Linked DNA regions of Homo sapiens: region 1 is linked to region 2. A link is a loop called in an ENCODE intact Hi-C map of the cell type or tissue named here. Cell type or tissue: Calu3. All regions are shown on one strand. Links, peaks and the distances in the headings refer to the core of each region. The heading gives the core; the rest is flanking DNA. Region 1 holds the start of LOC101928419 (a long non-coding RNA gene). Region 2 overlaps IL6ST (interleukin 6 cytokine family signal transducer).

Region 1 (9,148 bases), core at 2,146-4,645, 140 kb after region 2:
CCTCGGCCTCCCAAAGTGTTGGAATTACAGGCGTGAGCCACCGCACCAAGCCCTCTTAACACCATTTCTTCATGTGGTGGGATTATATTTTAAGATCCTGATCTCTATACATATTTTCTACCTCGCCTCTTTCCCCTATTTAAGGGGATGGTTGACTTTGTGCTCAACCTCAGGGGAGGAATATTGCAAAGTCAGGAAGGGAAAAGTATTTTTGCTTTCAAAAGCCAAGCTTGGGACTGAGAGCAACTTCAGAGCAAAGGGAAAATACTTAACTAAACATCTGAATGGAAATGGCTCCCCCAGCACTGGAAAGGTGGTCCCCCTTCAATGGACGAGGTGGGACAGCTGGGCATGGTGGCTCACACCTGTAATCCCACCACTTTGGGAGGCCAAGGCAGGCGGATCACGAGGTCAGGAGATCGAGACCATCCTGGCTAACACGGTGAAACCCTGTCTCTACTAAAAATACAAAACATTAGCTGGGCGTAGTGGCACATGCCTGTAATCCCAGCTACTCGGGAGGCTGAGGCAGGAGAATTGCTTGAACCTGGGAGGCAGAGGTTGCAGTGAGCCAAGATCGCGCCACTGCTACTCTAGCCTGGGCGACAGAGGGAGACTCCGTCTCAAAAAAAAAAAAAAAAAAAAGATGGTGTGACAAGAGCATAAAGGACCACTGGACTCAGGAGCAAAGGGGTCAAGAACCTTGCTTCACTAGCAGAGATACTAGGAGCGAGGGATGGGGAATGTCTGTGGTTTGTCTAGGCAATGGGACCACAGGCAGGCCAAGATGGCGCCCGTGCCCAAGCACAGCACTGACACAGCTGAACATCATCTGACCTGAAGGGATAAGGACAGAAGACGAGGGGCCATCCTCCATCTCTATTCCTATACACCCATTGTATAAAATTCCAGAACCAAGGCACACACAATAAGGCAAGTGGGGTGGGGGGCTTTAAAAGACGAGTTTAGGTTTCCTACTAATCTAGTGAGATAACTCAAAAATAGAAATTAGGTTAAATTATAGATAAAAATCATTATAACTTTTAAAACTCTGGGCTGTAAAATAACATAAATACTTGATATAGTAAGTGTTCCACCACTTTTTTTTTTTTTTTTTGAGATGGAGTCTCACTCTGTCACTAGGTTGGGGTGCAGTGGCACAATCTCGGCTCACTGCAACCTCCGCCCCTGGGGTTCAAGCGATTCTCCTGCCTCAGCCTCCCGAGTAGCTGGGACTACAGGCGCCCGCCACCACACCCAGCTAATTTTTGTATTTTTAGTAGAGATGAGGTTTCACCATGTTGGCCAGGCTGGTCTCGATCTCCTGACCTCGTGATCCACCCGCCTGGGCCTCCCAAAGTGCTGGGATTACAGGAGTGAGCCACCACACCCGGCCAGTGTTCCACCACTTTTTAAAAAAGATTGTATGCTCCACGTGGGAGGGGAATGGGAGCCTTTCACTCACTGTGTGGTTCTGGCACATATAGAGGCTCCCAACAAGAAGGTCGAATAAATTGGTACTTTTGTGATACTGCTTTCTTTATTGTACCAAAGACAAAATAATTCTGGGTAGAATTAGACCCTGAATTTTTTTAACTCTGTGAGTAGAAATAAGAATTTCCACTATTCATTTAAAGAGCACCTACTGTTTTCTAGGAGGTCAAGGCTTGGCTTTGTCTTGGATGAAGGACTCTGCCTGTGTTTTGGTAACCTGTCCCAGTGGGTTTTTAAGTGTGCCTAATGTACAGCAAATACTTCGATCTAAAACAGAAGTTTGAGAAGCTGAAGCTTAGCTGAAGCATATAAAAAGTCAACTTGCTGGGAGATAGAGTTGCATCTCTGAAGATTATGTTTACTCTAAAAAAATGTTTCTTAAGTGTAGATTTATAGCTGCTCTGTGCCTATGCATTATTATTTTTGGAAGCTGTGGACTTGTAGTAGCTTAGGCAGTTGCCAGCAGGAGATCAGAGTTTGAGAGCTTGGAGGTGGCCTAAAGACGATTAGCCCTGGCCATCAGGTCATCCTGGAAAATACTGTGAAAAGGTACTGGACGTTTGATTCTACACATAGTTGTATTCAAGATTGAATAAACTAGGCCAGGCACGGTGGCTAACATCTAGAATCCCAGCACTTCGGGAGGCTGAGGTGGGTGGATCACTTGAGGTCAGGAGTTCAAGACCAGTCTGGCCAACATGGTGAAACCCCTAATCTACTAAAAAAAAAACAAACCCAAAATTAGCCAGGCATGGTGGCGCACACCTGTAGTCCCAGCTACTCGGGAGGCTGAGACAGGAGAATCGCTTGAACCAGGGAGGTGGAGGTTGCAGTGAGCTGAGATCGTGCCACTGCACTCCAGCCTGGGTGACAGGGTGAGACTCTGTCTCCAAAAATAAAAGATTGAATAACTATATTTTGGATTAAGTACTGATGTCACAAAACTATGTTCTGATTTTTTTCTGGGGGTGTAGGGAGAGGCAAAGGGCAAAGGGCAAGTTGACATTCCTTTTTTGAGATACGGTCTCACTCTGTCACCCAGGCTGGAGTGCAGTGGTACAATCACAGTTCACTGCAACCTTCACCTCCTGGGCTCAAGCAATCCTCACATGTCAGCCCCCTGAGTAGCTGGGACTACAGGCATGTACCACTATGTCCGGCTAATGTTTGTATTTTTTGTAGAGATGGGGTTTCGCCATGTTGCCAAGGCTGCTCTCGAACTCCTGGGCTCAAGGGATTCATCTGCCTCAGCCTCCCAAAGTGCTGGGATTACAGGTGTGAGCCTGGCCCACATTCCTATGAATGGGGTCTTCTGTGCAAAGAATGACTATCCCTCTGGTAAGTCACTCGGGAAATGGGCAGTCCTGGGGCAGGAAAGGAGGTCATGGAAGACCTCTCCTCAGCCTTGTGCAGGGCCTGAACCTTGGGCAGAAGGGCACTTCTGAGAGGGCCAGGTGGTCTCTCAGGCCTGGAGGCAGCCTGGCAGCTGGACAGAGAAGGGCTGGGTTGGGTATATCTGTGAACGGGGTTGGACATGAGTATTTGGAGAGCATATATGTATGTATATTGTGTGGCCCCAGAATTACCAGGTACAGATTGTATCTTCTGTCAATTAAACACCTTTTTCCTGTTATGCTAGAAGCAGCAATTTTATAACACGTAATAGGGCCATGTATTTTTCAACACAGTGATCAATCACACTGCATATTTGAATGTGGCAGATGTGATTAGTTCCATTCTATGTGAGAGAGGTCTCCAGGAGACATTTATTCTGAAACAGGACGGGTCCCCAGCAGATTATGTCCTCCCATTTAGACAGTGTATTGCCAATAAATTCAGCAGATGGAGGGCTGGATGTTGATCTAGTCAGGCTTACCAACATGTGATGATTCACTCAGAAGCTTTGTGAAATACTCCTTCATGACAATTACTAAGACCGACTGTTTAAATTCCTCTGACCATCAACATGGAAGCGATCCAGAAGAACAGGGTTTTGCTGAGTAACGAGGGGAGCATATAGATAATCTCTAATATACTCATGTCCTTGGGGCCAGTCTGTGGTACCTAATTTCAAGTTGTCTAAACTTTAGCTCCTTCTTATCTCTAAGCTTCAGGATGTCCTGCAAACACAGCCAATCTGCCTCAGCTGTCACAGCAGGGGGCTAAAGGGCAGGGCCCATGATTCAGAAGGAATTCAGCAGAGACAAGAGTGGGCGGATGTGGTGGCCGCTGAATGGCAGGAGATAATGGGTCCAAGGATGCAGCGTTGGTTGAGCTATCAGTGACTGAGGAATGATTAATGAAACATGTAAACATTCCCCAGAGAATTCCCAGAAATACACAGAGAGCAGGACTTGGTAACAGACTTTCCTCTCTGAAGACAAGTAAACTGCATATTAAAGCGGACTGTGACCTCATAGACTGATGAAATTTGAAACACTTAAGCTACATATGCTGCTTCTGGGTTATGTGTTCTGTGTCATATCTTAGGTAAGTACTACAATGTTTTAAGTACCATAGACTTATGATGTGTTTTACTATCTGGGAGGCCTAGTTCTTCATATTTTCCTTCTACCTCTTTTTATTACTACTTTACTTTTCTTTCCTTTTCACAAAAACTTTCAATAGGAAAAACTTTCACTAAAAAAGAGAAGAAGGAAAGGGAAATCACAATTATTGTAAATACTTAAAGCACATAAACCTGTGCAAACTTTGAAAAATTAAACTATTTATTTTTGTTTTTTTTAATTTTTTTTTGAGACGGAGTCTCGCTCTGTCATCCAGGCTGGAGTGCAGTGGCACAATCTCAGCTCACTGCAACCTCTGCCTCTCAGGTTCAAGCAATTCTCCTGCCTCAGCCTCCGGAGTAGCTAGGATTACAGGCGTGCGCCACCACGCCCGGCTAATTTTTGTATTTTTAGTAGAGACAGGGTTTCACCATGTTGGCCAGGTTGGTCTTGAACTCCTGACCTTGTGATCTACCTGCCTCAGCCTCCCAAAGTGCTGGGATTATAGATGTGAGCCACTGTGCCTGGCCCTGAAAAATTCAACTATTAACAGAAGCTTATAGCTTCAGCATGAAGGCAGAATTTCATGTTTTGCTGCAGAAAACGTGGAAAAAAATGGAGGCTAGGATTTGATCAGTACATGAGGCCTCTGAATTGAGTACTGGATTGGAAAGGACTCTTCTGGATATTTTACTTCCTTTTGAACTCTCCTTATCTTTGTACTTTCTTTTTTCCCCTTAGTTTTACTTTCCACCATGAGGCCTAGAGAATTGGATTTTCTTTGCTAAGTGGGTGGTATTGCAAAATGGGAACTATTCTGTTCAAAGCTGGTTCTAGGAGTGTTTTGAAGTAGATGAACTTTCCCTCAGCCTGCCTTTCTGAAATTTGTTCTTTTTTTAAAAAATGGTTAATTCACTTTTTTCCTAATGTAGCTTATGTTCTTCTACTTTCTTACTTGCTTAGGATCAACATCTGCTCTTAGGAAAACACTTACTTTTTTCTTTTTTCTTTTTTTTTTTCAGACAGAGTCTTGCTTGCTTAGTAACCCAGGCTGGAGTGCAATGGCGCGATCTTGGCTCACTGCAACCTCTGCCTCTTGGGTTCAAGCGATTCTCCTGCCTCAGCCTCCTGAGTAGCTGGGATTATAGGTGTCCGCCACCACACCTGGCTAATTTTTGTATTTTCAGTAAAGATGGGTTTCGCCATGTTGGCCAGGCTGGTCTCAAACTCCTGACCTCAAGTGATCCACCCATCTCGGCCTCTCAAAGTGCTGGGATTATAAGTGTGAGCCACCACACTGGCTGGAAAATGTCTACTTTCAATGATTTATACTTTAATTTTACTTAAAGTCATTTAACCATCTCCAACTTCTGAGACCTATGTAGAACTCCCCATTTTTTCCCTGAGTTAAAAGAATTTCAGGTATTAATAGAGAAGATTAGCGTGGCCCCTGCGCAGGGATGACACACAAATTTGTGAAGTATTCCATATTTTATAAAATAATTTTTAAAAAAAGAATTTCAGGTATCTGGGAGTAGGAGGTGCTTTCTTGGGGCATCTAAAATTATGATAAGTAGGCTGGGCACGGTGGCTCACGCACGTAATCCCAGCACTTTGAGAGGCCGAGGCGGGCGGGTCACCTGAGGCCAGGAGTTCAAGACCAGCCTGGCCAACATGGTGAAACCCTGTCTCTAATAAAAATACAAAAGTAAGCTGGGCATGGTGGCAGGAGCCTGTAGTTCCAGCTACTTGGGAGGTTGAGGCAAGGGAATCGCTTGGACCTGGGAGGTGGAGGTTGCAGTGGGCTGAGGTTGCACCACTGCACTCCAGCCTGGGCATCAAAGCGAGACTCCATCTCAAAAAAATAGATAAAATAAAATAAAATAAAATAAAATAATTACAAGTAAGGGGCTAATTTTGCACTTCAATACAAGAGGATAAAGAAACCAGAGTGCTCAAGTCTATACTTATTTTTGATAGTCTTGTTTGTTGTTATATTTTTCTTACATTTCCATTGACTCAGTGCCTAACCAAAACAGTTTAGATAAGCAGGGCATTATAGATGAAAAGCTACAAGTTTGAAAGACAGGTGTACAAATCTTCATTTAGTATCTAACTAGCTCTGACAGAAGTCTTTTTACCTTTTTGGACCTAGCTTCCTTTTTCAGACAATACATCTTTGATGATCGAAAACAACAACAACCTGATACAGTTCCTTGCAGTTCTAAAAGCCCAATAGTCCAGAATACAAAGTCTCTATTATGTTCTTCTCTGGATAAAAGAACTTGTGGACTTTATAACATAATCCAAGAATGAAGAAAAAAAAAACAACCAAAACCTACCTTTAGGAACAAAGAGGGCACATAGCAGGAAGCTGAAATACAGAACGTCTTCTGAGAACACAGAGAACATTTAGCAAAAAGTGGAAAATCTGACAACACTGTACAGTCGCAGTCTTCCTCTCCATAACAATAATTTTTTCTCCTCTCACTAAAATAGAGCAATTTTTATTGTCACAAGCCCATGTGTATTACTGGCAATAGGGATATAGCTGTATAGGACACCTCCTTAAACATCTCCTTTATTTTAAGATTCAGTTAGGGGGAAATGACTAGTTTCCCAGCACTTTCTGGTTACCATGGATACCTGTCATCCACATCCAGAGCCTGCAGGTTACACTCAGGGACTCTTGCCAGCTCATGAATAATATCGCTGAAGCCCGCTGCCGCTGCGATATGTACACATGTCTTCCCACTCTCATCATCATAGTTGATTATGGACGGCCCCTGGTGATGGCTCAGAATGATGGAGCACAGAATCCTATTTCCACTCTGGAAAAGAGAGTCAAAGAAAGCCCATTATGTACAATCCAGTGTTCTTCTCTGTCTAGGCATGTTAAGATAAAAATACAAAGGAAAAAAAGGAAAGAAAGAAAGAAAGAAAAAAGATGAAAAGAGAAAAGGAAATGGAAAAAAAAGAATAAAAATACACTCTATCTAAGCTCTCCAACAAGTGTCCACTTGTCTCAAGTCACTGCAGAGATTTTTGTCTCCCACAGGAGCTAAATTGTCTTCCATAACTAGTGAACGAAGGATGGATTGAAATTAAATACAGGTGCAATGGACTGACGTCAGAGCTAGAGTGATCGGTGGGCCACCTAGACAACAACTTGCTCATTAGGTCTGATCATTTGTGTCCCCATTTGCTGTAGAGGCTGACCACCAAGAAACTGACAGAGTTCATCTTAATGTTAAAGAAGTGACTATGATGAGTACTGATTGGTGGCGCAGTGATGCACTTAAAAAGCTTGTTTCGGGGTAGGGCCAAGGAGCAGGGGGCTGAGAATTTGTCCCAGGGAGCCTGGGAAGCAGAACTGTCTGAGCAGAGGCTACAGTCTTGTATCAGACTTCGTTTACAAAAACAATTAAAAGATAAAGTGAGAATTTCCAGATGGGGACTACAGAACATTATGCCTTAAGCACAGGGTCCCATCTGAGTACCAGACCCTCTGTGGCTGCACTGGTTACATATCCATAAAGCAATCTCTGGCTACAAACTTTTTCTTTCTCTTCCTATCATCTTCCCTTTTGCGTCTTCTTCCTCCATCCATCTTTCCTTTGTCTAACAATGATTTTAAATAACTTTGACCCATTGTTTATATTCTATGGCATGCCTGTCCTTAGAAGTCAGCTAAAGCTTACTTAGGTGACTTAGAAGTCACCTAAAGTTTAGGTGAGCACACCTAAGCTTTCATGCCTTTATCAACTTTTCTATGTTTGTTTCACTTCATGCTAGTTAGACATACATCGAAGGAGTCTGAAATACATTTTAGATAGTCAAGAGACACTTTTCTTTAAAAGCAGTAGCCATTCAATAAGGAAAATAGAAGCAAAAAGAGTGTCAGCACAACAATTCTTTTTTGTTTACAATTTCCTGGAAGAGTAAAGGAATTCAAGCTGTCAAGGTGGTTCAAAGGCCAAAACACCCTGTTCATAGTTTCCCCTCTTGGTAGAAGAAGAAGCATTAAGTGCAGATGGAGAAAACAAAACCCCACACTCGTACTCTCTTCCTTTCGCCTCCCTCGCCCCTGGGGTGGAGTCATTCTGGAAGTGGTAAACTGAAATAGAGGCTGCTGCTTCTGGGATCCTGCCAGCCAGTCCCAGGCAGCAGGTCTCTTGGTAGCTGGGGTACTGTTGACAGCCTCTCTGGATAAGTAAAGACAGACTCCATACCTTTACTCTTTTCCTTTTGTCCTAAATTCTCCAAACAATTCCTTTGTCTCTATACCTGAATCTCACTTATAGCACCATTGTTTGTATTTTACTTTTCTTTGTAAGAAGATCCTCCCAGGAAGAATGGTGACAACTGTATTTACTGTGTGATCGTCTGGGCCTGGCACCTTTCTAAGCCATTTCATGTACTAACTCATGAACAACAATCCCACAAGGTTGGTACTATTATTGTCCTCATATTGTACAGGAGACAATGAAGGCATAAGGGATTAAGAAATTTGCCCTCTGTCACGGCTGAGAATGAGCAGATCCAGGATTGACTGTGGAGGCATTGGACTTCACCACTATACTATTCTGTCTGTGATTAAAAAGAATGGTCTATTAATTTGATCCTGCATGTTCATACTGGAGGAACTAAAGTGAAAACTGTTTAGACCTACATCAGTACCAGTGACGTGTGCCTCACCAACTGAGACCTCCTTTACAGTTAATCTTTGGGTACTTTAAGAGTTTCTCCTAGTAAGGTTTCCATGGTGCACCCTCAGGAGAATTTCAGGGAGCCTTAGAAAACACTAGTTTGTAAGTCAAGGCCCTGGATCACTTGCCTCCTGGTGACAGAATTCCCTTCTTAACAATCTAGACTGTGTGTCAGCCAAAAATATGCTTAGGCCTGGGAGGTAGGGAAAGTCACAGAGACCAGGAGACACTAGACAAGAAGAAATGGGACTGTGGTCCAGGTGGGTCCTTAGGAAGAATCGAGAGTAGGTTTACATTGGGTAGAAATGTTATTAAATAGGGAAAGAAACAGTATTGTACATATCCTATTCTTAAGGAGCTCTAGAATTCTACACTGAGCTGCCAGATGATGATTGTGAGTTTGTTTTTGTTGTATTTATTTGTTTTTGTTCATGAGTA
Region 2 (9,148 bases), core at 4,049-6,548:
ATCCAAATGTCCACCAACTGCTGAATGTATAAACATACATTCAAACAATGGTAGAGACATATAATAGAATACTACTCAGCAAACAAAAAAAAAAGAGTATGAACTGGTGATACATGCAGTAGTATGAATGAATCTCAAAAGCATTACACTGAATAAACGAAGCCAGACACAACAGGTTATACATTGTATAACTCTATTTACAGGAAATTCTTTTTTTTTTTAAGAGATGGGGGTCTCACTATGTTGCCCAGGCTGTCTCAAACTCCTGGGCTCGAGCAATCCTCCTGCCTCAGCCTCCCAAAGCACTGGGATTACAGGCATGTGCCTCAGAAATTCTTGATACGGCAAAACTAAGGTGACAGAAAGCAGATCCAGGGTTGCCTAGGGCTGAGGTAGAGAAGGCACACGTAAAAGGGCATAAAGGAAATCTGGGGTGATAAAAATACTCTATGACTTGATTGTGGTGGTGACTATAAGACTCTATACATTTGGCAGGACGCGATGGCTCACGCCTGTAATCCCAGCACTTTGGGAGGCCGAGGTGGGCAGATCACTTGAGGTCAGGAGTTCGAGACGAGCCTGGCCAACATGGTGAAACCCCATCTCTATTAAAAATACAAAAAGTAGCTTGGCGTGGTGGCGGGTGTCTGTGATGCCAGCTACTCGGGAGGCTGAGGCAGGAGAACTGTTTGAACCCGTGAAACAGAGGTTGCAGTAAGCCCAGATCATGCCACTGGACTCCAGCATGGGCAACAGAGCGAGACCCCGACACACACAGACACACACACACACACACACGCCAGGTGTGGTGGTGTATGCCTGCAGTCCCAGCTACTCATGAGGCTTGAGGCAGGAGAGCTGTTTGAACCCGGAAGGCAGGGGCTGCAGTGAGCTGAGATGGCACCACTGCACTCCAGCCTGGGCAACAAAGCGAAATTCTATTTAAAAAAAAAAAAAGACTACATTTGTCAAAATTCACTGAATTCTGTGTCAACTGTTTCAAAGGCACTGAGATTTTACCTTACTTTCAAGCTAACAAGTCAGCCTACCACAGTGTCATGGATACTGGCAAAAGGCATGACATTTTTGCGTCAGAAGCAAAGGACTGTATTACTCATAACAGTAGTCAGAGTATCAGCATTTTCTTGCGCCAGCTGCTTGAGTCCCAACTGTCACAGGGCATTGTGAAGTCAGATGACACCTGAACAGGCTGCTTCACAGGAAAGAAAGACAGATCTTAAGTAACCCTAAACTTGAAAAATATGCAGGAAGCATGTCTGCCATTTACTCTAGAGGGAGACATTATCTGTATCTTTGAAGACTGTAAGTAAGCCTGTCCTTTGCTCCACGGCTCTGAGAGTCTACCTTCCAACATTCTTTAAAAGGTAAGTTGGCTGGGCATGGTGGCTCACGCCTATAATCCCAGCACTTTGGGAGGCTGAGGCGAGTGAATCATGAGGTCAGGAGTTCAAGACCAGCCTGACCAACATGGTGAAACCCTGTCCCTAATAAAAATACAAAAATTAGCCAGGCGTGGTGGCGGCCGCCTGTAATCCCAGCTACTCAGGAGGCTGAGGCAGAGAACTGCTTGAACCTGGGAGGCGGAGGCTGCAGTGAGCCGAGGTCACACCACTGCACTCCAGCCTAGGTGACAGAGCGAGACTCCGTCTCAAAACAAAGTTCAGAAAAAAGGCAGCCATCAGGGTTTTTGCTGATAAGAAACGCAGAAATGTTAGACTCATGGGTTTCCTATCAAGTTGTAACTAAAAAATGGTGAATTTTATTGTTTATAAATTAGACCTTAAAACAAACAAAATCTGCCCAGATAAGGTATAACCAAAAGAAACGAGTGCTTAATACCTCCAAAGACATCTACAAGAATGTTTACAGAAGTTTTATTCAAAATAGATGAAAAATAAAATCAACCAAATATCTATTAACACTAGGATAAATTATGGTATATTCAAGTAATTGAATCACAGCAATGAAAAATAACAACAGATACATGCATCATGGATGAATCTCATATATAATACAGAATGAAAGAAATCAGACAGGTTGGGTGCAGTGGCCCACACCTGTCATATCAGCACTTTGGGAGGCTGAGGGGGAAGAATTGCTTGAGGCCAGGAGTTAAGAGGCCAGCCTGCACAAAATAGTGAGACCCTGACTCTACAAAAAAATTTTAAAAGAGAAAAAAGGCAAGAAAGTACGCTCTGCATGATTTATTTTACAGAAGTTCAAAAAGAGGCAAAAGTCTACGGTGTTTGGTGACAGAGGTCAGAGCAGTTGTTTTTTGTGAGGAAGGGTATAAAAGGGGACATTCTGGGTGCTGAGCATGTTCTGTATCTTGATCTGGACAGTGATAAATTCACTGAGCTGTACACTTATGAGTTCTGTTTTGCAGTATGTAACAAAAGGTAAACAAACCAAAAATTATCCCAATACCATTCTTACATATTAGTGTTGGCAAAAATATAAAAACCCAAAAAGTATCAACAGGGTGTTGTGAGACTAAGCAACGAAAGTATCGTCACACACTACAGGTTATAGTGTAAATTGGCATAAGCTTCCCAATACATTGAACACTTTAAAAATGGTCAGTTTTGTTGTTTGTAAATTAGACCTCACTTAAAAACAAAGAAAAAAGCTCTACCCAAACAAGGCAGAGAGCCAGTTCGGCAATATCAATCAAAATTAAAACACACACATTTGATTCTAATGATTCTACTTTATTTTATCCTACAGATATGAATAAAACAACACATGTACAAAGTTATTCACTGCATTGTTTTTAACAGTAAAAGGCTGAAACAACCTGATTATGATGGGACACTAGTTAAATGATGGTATACCAAAACCATGTAAATGTAAATACTTGTAGCCATTTAAAAAAAATGAGGAAGCTCTATATGTACAGAAACATAAAGTTATCTAAAATACATTGTTACATTGTTAAGGTACAGAACAACGCATTTGCTATTATTTGTGGGCAAAACAATATACAAGAAAACAAAACACACATTCGTTTTTTTATATATGCACAGTATCTCTAGGAGGATAAAAGTTCAAATACTGGCTGTGACAGGGTATTTGAGAGATCAGGGTGGTAGGGAGACGCTCCACCATATACTCTGCAGCCTTGCAATGTTGACCATGTGAATCTTTAGTACTTATGCAAAAAATAAATTTAAATTAAAAAATACTTAATGTCAGCTAGGTGCAGTGGCTCACGCCTGTAATCCCAGCACTCAGGGAGGCCGAGGTGGGTGGATCATCTGAGGTCAGGAGTTCCAGACCAGCCTGGCCTACATGGTGAAACCCCGTCCATACTAAAAATACAAAAAGTAGCTGGGCGTGGTGGTGGGCACCTGTAATCCCAGCTACTTGGGAGGCTGAGGCAGGAGAATCACTTGAACCCGGGAGGCGGAGGTTGCAGTGAACGGAGATGGCGCCACTGCACTCCAGGCTGGGCGACAGAGTGAAACTCCGTCTCAAAAAATAAATAAAATAAATAAATACTTAAGGTTCAAACTATTGGGTACTATGCTCACCAACTGGGTGACAGTTCAATCGTACTCCAAACCTCAGCATCACACAATATACTCATGTAACCTGTACATGAACTCCCTGAACCTAAAATAAAAGCTAAAATTATTAAAGACAAAATACTTAATGTGTAATTTTTTTCTTCTAAATAAAACTATTAACTCTTCTTGATGAGAAATGGCTTCCTAGTTCTGCACTTGGAACACAATATTGTTTTATTAAATATACATACTAACTTGATTTTATGCACTCCCTAATCATGTAACAGCTTGCCAGCATGCCCAGCTAATTTTTTAAAAATTTTTCTGTAAAGATGGGGGTCTCACTATGTTGCACAGGCAGGTCCCAAACTCCTGGTCTGAAGCAATCCTCCTTCTTTGGCCACCCAAAGTGCTGGAATTACAGGTGTGAGCCACTGTGCCAAGCCAAATGTACTATATTCTTGCAACAAAGCTGCTCCAGAACAAGAGGTCCATGAAAGAATTTATGATTACTTCAAAGCAATTAGATTTGTTTGAGTAGTACCATGGAACACAAGCAAAGCGAACTAGGCAAAGGTAGATTCCACATTTCACATTTAGAAAGTAATCTTTCCTAATTTTTAAAAGATTGTAATGGAGAGGTGATGAAGAAACATCTATTATGGGACTTGATTTCATAGTCCAAATCTAAGAGATGAAGACACAGTAACACTATATAAAATATTATATGCAATACAGTTAACTTCACTTGGGGCTTGCTTAAAAATTGACAGAATTATGGCCGGGTGCGGTGGCTCATGCCTGTAATCCCAGCACTTTGGGAAGCCAAGGCAGGCGGATGACAAGGTCAGGAGTTCAAGACGAGCCTAACCAATATGATGAAGCCCCGTCTCTAATAAAAATACAAAAATTAGCCGGGCATGGTGGCGCACACCTATAGTCCCAGCTACTCAGGAGGCTGAGGTAGGAGAATCACTTGAACCTGGGAGGCGGAGGTTGCAGCGAGCCAAGATCGTGCCATTGCACTCCAGCCTGGGTGACAGAGCGAGACTCCATCTCAAAAAAATAAAAAAAAAAATTGACAGAATTGACAGTAGTTTGCTTATTTTTTCCCTCCTTTCCTTCTGTTGATACTAATATTTAATTTAAAATTATATTAATAGCACTATTACCTCACCTCTTGCAGAGTTTTCTATGCATATATTATAACCATACATTGCATACACTAACCTTCCTTGAAATTTGCAGGTAACTTGAGAAGCTTCTATGAAGCCAAAACCTAACTAGTAACCATAAATACAGGAAAGATTATTTCTGAAAACCAAAAGCTGTAATCATTCCTCAACTATGGTGATATAACATGGTAGTGTGCCGAAAGGAGCTAGATGATGTATAACAAGTATTGCTACTTTTAATGTTAGAGAAACAAAGTTCATAAATGATTTATTTAAAATAGAATAAATTCAAGATTATCCCTATAGTTGTTCATTCTCATTTACTTTCATTTCCATATGTTTTCTCAAGTGAGAGAAAAAGCAGTAGAGTTACAATGGATAAATATTTAATGGTTAGGCTCTTTATAAATTATTTTTGTCACCTATGGATTGTGATTTTTTTTTCATTTTCTAACTTAACCTAAGGATGAAATAAAAAGCACGAATATATTTAGATTTACATTGCATGTGAAAAAGAATGTCAATATAAACTTTGTTACTATGGTAACATTACTATTACAATTGTAGAACAGTATATGAACTAAAATTGCCAAATAGAAGGCAAAATAATGCTTGTTGAATTAATAAGTTGCGTGGGGATCAAGATGAAGAAAATTTCTATATATCTTTCACAGTACAGTGTTACTGTGAATAAACTGCCAGAAGTTGGTAATACCTACACAAAATTAACTAATTATTAAATTAGTTTTTAAATTATCCACTCTGTTCTCTTCCATTAGTATCAATTATGAGTTCATAACAATTAACACTAGGATATTATTTTACATTACACAAAATGTTGTCACATAAATTATTTCACTTTAGTCTCCTAATATCCTAAAGAATCAGGTGAGTAGGGCAGGGATTATTTATTGGAACTTTGTAAAATAAAAAAACAAAAAATTCAGACAAGATCAATTACTTACCCAAATCACAAAATTAGTAAGTGAAGGAGTAGGGATTTGAAGCTAAGTCTTCTACTTCTAAATGTCATGCTTTTTCCATTGGGTTTCACTGTAAAGAGAGGAGAGTCTTGTTCAGAAGGCTGGCTTTGATAATTTTATTATATGTGTACTTTAAAAATCCCCATCTGCTCTTAGGCTTTTGGGTTTGCAGAAAGTATCCTACTTTAGATATGTTCTGAGCTTCAGAATAAAATAAACCCATAAACACTTGTATAAGAGTATTCAAATATTCTAGTGCTTTTTTTTTTTTTTTTTGAGACAATGTCTCACTCCCATCACCAGGCTGCAGTGCAGTAGCACAATTACAGCTCACTGCAGCTTGAACTTCCCAGGCTCAGGTAATTCTCCCACCTCAGCCTCCCGAGTAGCTGGGACTAGAGATGGCACCATCATGCCTAGCTAATTTTTTTATTTTTAGTACAGATAGTGTTTTGCCATGTTGCCCAGGCTGAGCTCAAAGGGATCTGCCCACCTCAGACTCCCAAAGTGTTGGGATTACAGGCATGAGCCACCGCGCCCAGCCCTAGTGCTATGATTTGATATACGCTTGCAAACATTATTGGCTCACCCACACCTAATGCAAACTTCCCTGACGTCTATGTAATGTCACAGAAACATGACAGGAACATTTATGACAGACGGAGTTCTTTAACAATCACATATTTCTTCTTCTACTAGCACTAAATTAAGCCTGCTAACAACTATTCTATGTAACCAGAGATAAAAATCCATTTTAAGATTTGTTCACTTAAATTCTAGCTTAAGTACTAGTGCTCCTCTTTGAAATACAACAAGTAACTTCAAACTTAGGCAAGGAGTTGAATCTTCCATTATTGTTTCATACACATTAAGCCTTTGATATAACTTAATAACACATAAGGAATTAAATTTATAAAAATATTTTTTAAATGTCTAATGAAAAGAAACTGAAAAAATGCCATGTGAAAGTGCACTATAATCCCACCAAGAGATAACTACCATGAACATTTTGGTGGATATTCTTGCAAAATTTTTTATACATGTATTATATAACTTTACATTGTATAAATATACACACTTTTCTATTTTACAAAGATGGGATCATGTAAGTGAGAAATGTTTTATAACCTTTTTCACTTAACACTACATAGTGGACATCTTCATAAGTTAATATATAGAGAGTAATTCCTTGTAGCCTTTGCTCAAATTCACCTCCTCATAGAGATCTTCCCTAACCACCCTGTGTTTCTTATACCCCTTTACTGATTTTTTTTTTTTCTACAACACTTAACACCTTCTAAAATAGGCTAGCAAACATTTTCTGTAAAGGGCCAGATAATAAATATTTTAGATTTCGTGGGCTTTAAGTTCTCTCTTGCAATTAGTTAACTCCGTTATTAAAGTGCAAAAGCAGCCATACACAATATGTAAATAAGTGGGCATAGGTATATTCCCATGCAACTTTATTTATAAAAATGGCTGCAAGCTGGATTTGGCTTATGGGCTATAGTTTGCCAACCCCTGTTCTAAATACAATATAATTAAATTAATTTTCTTTTTGTTTGTTATGGGCTGAACTGTTCCCCCCAAAAAATATGTTGAAGTCTTAACCCCAGTAGCACAAAATGTTACTCTATGGGCAGATTTAATTGGATGTTATAGTGGAGTATAATAGGCCTTTAGTACAATATGACTGGTGTCTTTAAAGAGACAGAGCCAGGAAGAATACCATGTGAATACACAGGCAGAGATTGGAGTTATGCAGCTGTAAGCTAAGGAATCTCAACGACGATGGCTACCACCAGAAGCTAGGAGAGGCAAAGGAAGATTCTATCCAAAGTCTCAAAAGGACTTCTAGCCTCCAAAACCTTGAGAGAATAAATTTGTTGTTTTGAGCCACCCAATTTGTGGTACAGGTTGAACATCCCAAATCTAAAAACTGAAATGCTCTAATTCCAAAACGTTTTGAGCTCTGGCATTTTGGATTTCAGATTTTAGGATTTGGGATGCTTAACTTTAAGTATATAATGCAAATACAACACAAACTGAAAAAAAAAAATCCAAAATCCAATATACTTCTGTTACTAAGTATTTCAGGTAAGGGATACTGTAACAAAGGGATGCTCTATTACAGTAGCCCCTAGGAAACTAACACATAGTGTGTGTCCCCAAAATAGAAGGTAAGTGAAGAGTGGAATGGCTAGGCCCTACGGCAGGTGTGTGCTTGGCTATATCTTCTTTGATGATGTGTCTGTTCAAACATATTGATCAACTGGGTTTCCTGTTTTCTCATTAAGTTTTGAAAGTTCTAAGAAGATATTCTGGCCTTTATTAGAAAATGGATTTACGCATTATTTTCTTGTATGCTTGTCTTTTCATTCTTTTAACAGTATCTTTTGACGAATAGGAGGTTTAATTTTAATAAAGTTCAATTCATCAATTTGTGTTTTTGATGTATCTAAGAAGTCTTTGCTTAATCTAAAATCATAAAGGGCCCGACGCAGTAGCTCACACTTGTAATCCCATCACTTTGGGAGGCCGAAGTGGGTAGATCACCTGAGTTCAGAAGTTCGAGACCAGCCTGGGTATATGGTGAAACCCTGTCTCTACTAAAATATTTTAAAAATTAGCCGGGTGTGGTGGTGCACATCTGTAATCCCAGCTACACAGGAAGCTGAGGCAAGAGAACTGCTTGAACCCGGGAGGCAGAGGAGGCTGCAAGTGAGCAGAGATAGCACCACTGCACTCCAGCCTGGGTGACAAAATGAGACTCCTTCTCAAAAAAAAAAAAATATAAAAAATAAAAATAAAGTCAAAAAGGTTTTTTCCTACAAGTTTTATAGTTTTAGGGTCATTTAGGTCTCAGTTATTTCAAGTTAATATTTATGTGTGGTGTCAAGCTGAAATTTGAGTTCATTTTGTATATACGGATAATTGTTTCAAAACTATTTGCTGAAAAAATTATCCTTTCTCAAGTGAATTGCCTTTGCGTCTTTCTTAAAAATCAGTTGTTCACAGGTGTGGGTCTATTTGGCTACTCTCAATTCCAGGGTGGGCAAGCTTTTCATGTATGAGGTAGGAGGTAAATATTCTAGGTTTGTGAGCCATAAGGTCTCTATTGGAGCTACCAATCTACTGTTACGACACAAAAGCAACCATAGAAAATACATAAACAAACAGGGGTGGCTGTGTTCTAACAGTACTTTATGAAAACAGAAGGTAGGATGACTCCTACTCTATTTGTTCCACTGATCAATTTGCTTATTTATATGCTACCACCACACTGTCGTGATGACTTTAGCCTTATAAATCTTGAAATCAATATTCTGTGTGCACTTAAAAAGCACTGCTGCTGCTGGTAGAGTGTTACATAAATGGTCATTACGTGAATTTGGTTGATAGTGTTCAAATCTTCCATATCCTTACTGATTTTCTGACTACTACTTCTATCATTGTTCAA

The links. A loop is a pair of places that touch in the nucleus more often than their neighbours do. Peaks named below come from ENCODE experiments on the same cell type or tissue, not always from the same donor. Only the 100,000 strongest peaks of a DNase experiment are listed, where the experiment ranks them.
Region 1: a loop joins it to region 2, with 2.7 times the contacts of the local background. A loop is called at or near these places in 12 of 110 quality-filtered maps.

Annotation. Positions count from the first base shown.
Region 1 is chr5:56,120,275-56,129,422 of GRCh38, forward strand. It overlaps ANKRD55 (ankyrin repeat domain 55), which reads right to left. Exons shown (of 12, transcript NM_024669.3): 8 at 6,648-6,832. LOC101928419 (a long non-coding RNA gene) reads left to right here and starts at 3,827. Exons shown (of 2, transcript XR_241794.2): 1 at 3,827-3,984; 2 at 6,157-9,148. It also overlaps the pseudogene RNU6-299P. RefSeq lists a silencer at 1,998-2,170. In Calu3, for the core only: no CTCF peak of the experiment used is centred there; a DNase peak (open chromatin) is centred at 3,707.
Region 2 is chr5:55,977,054-55,986,201 of GRCh38, forward strand. IL6ST (interleukin 6 cytokine family signal transducer) reads right to left here. Exons shown (of 17, transcript NM_002184.4): 2 at 5,671-5,758. Among named protein-coding and RNA genes, the nearest start is that of IL6ST, 13 kb to the right of the region's middle. In Calu3, for the core only: no CTCF peak of the experiment used is centred there; no DNase peak of the experiment used is centred there.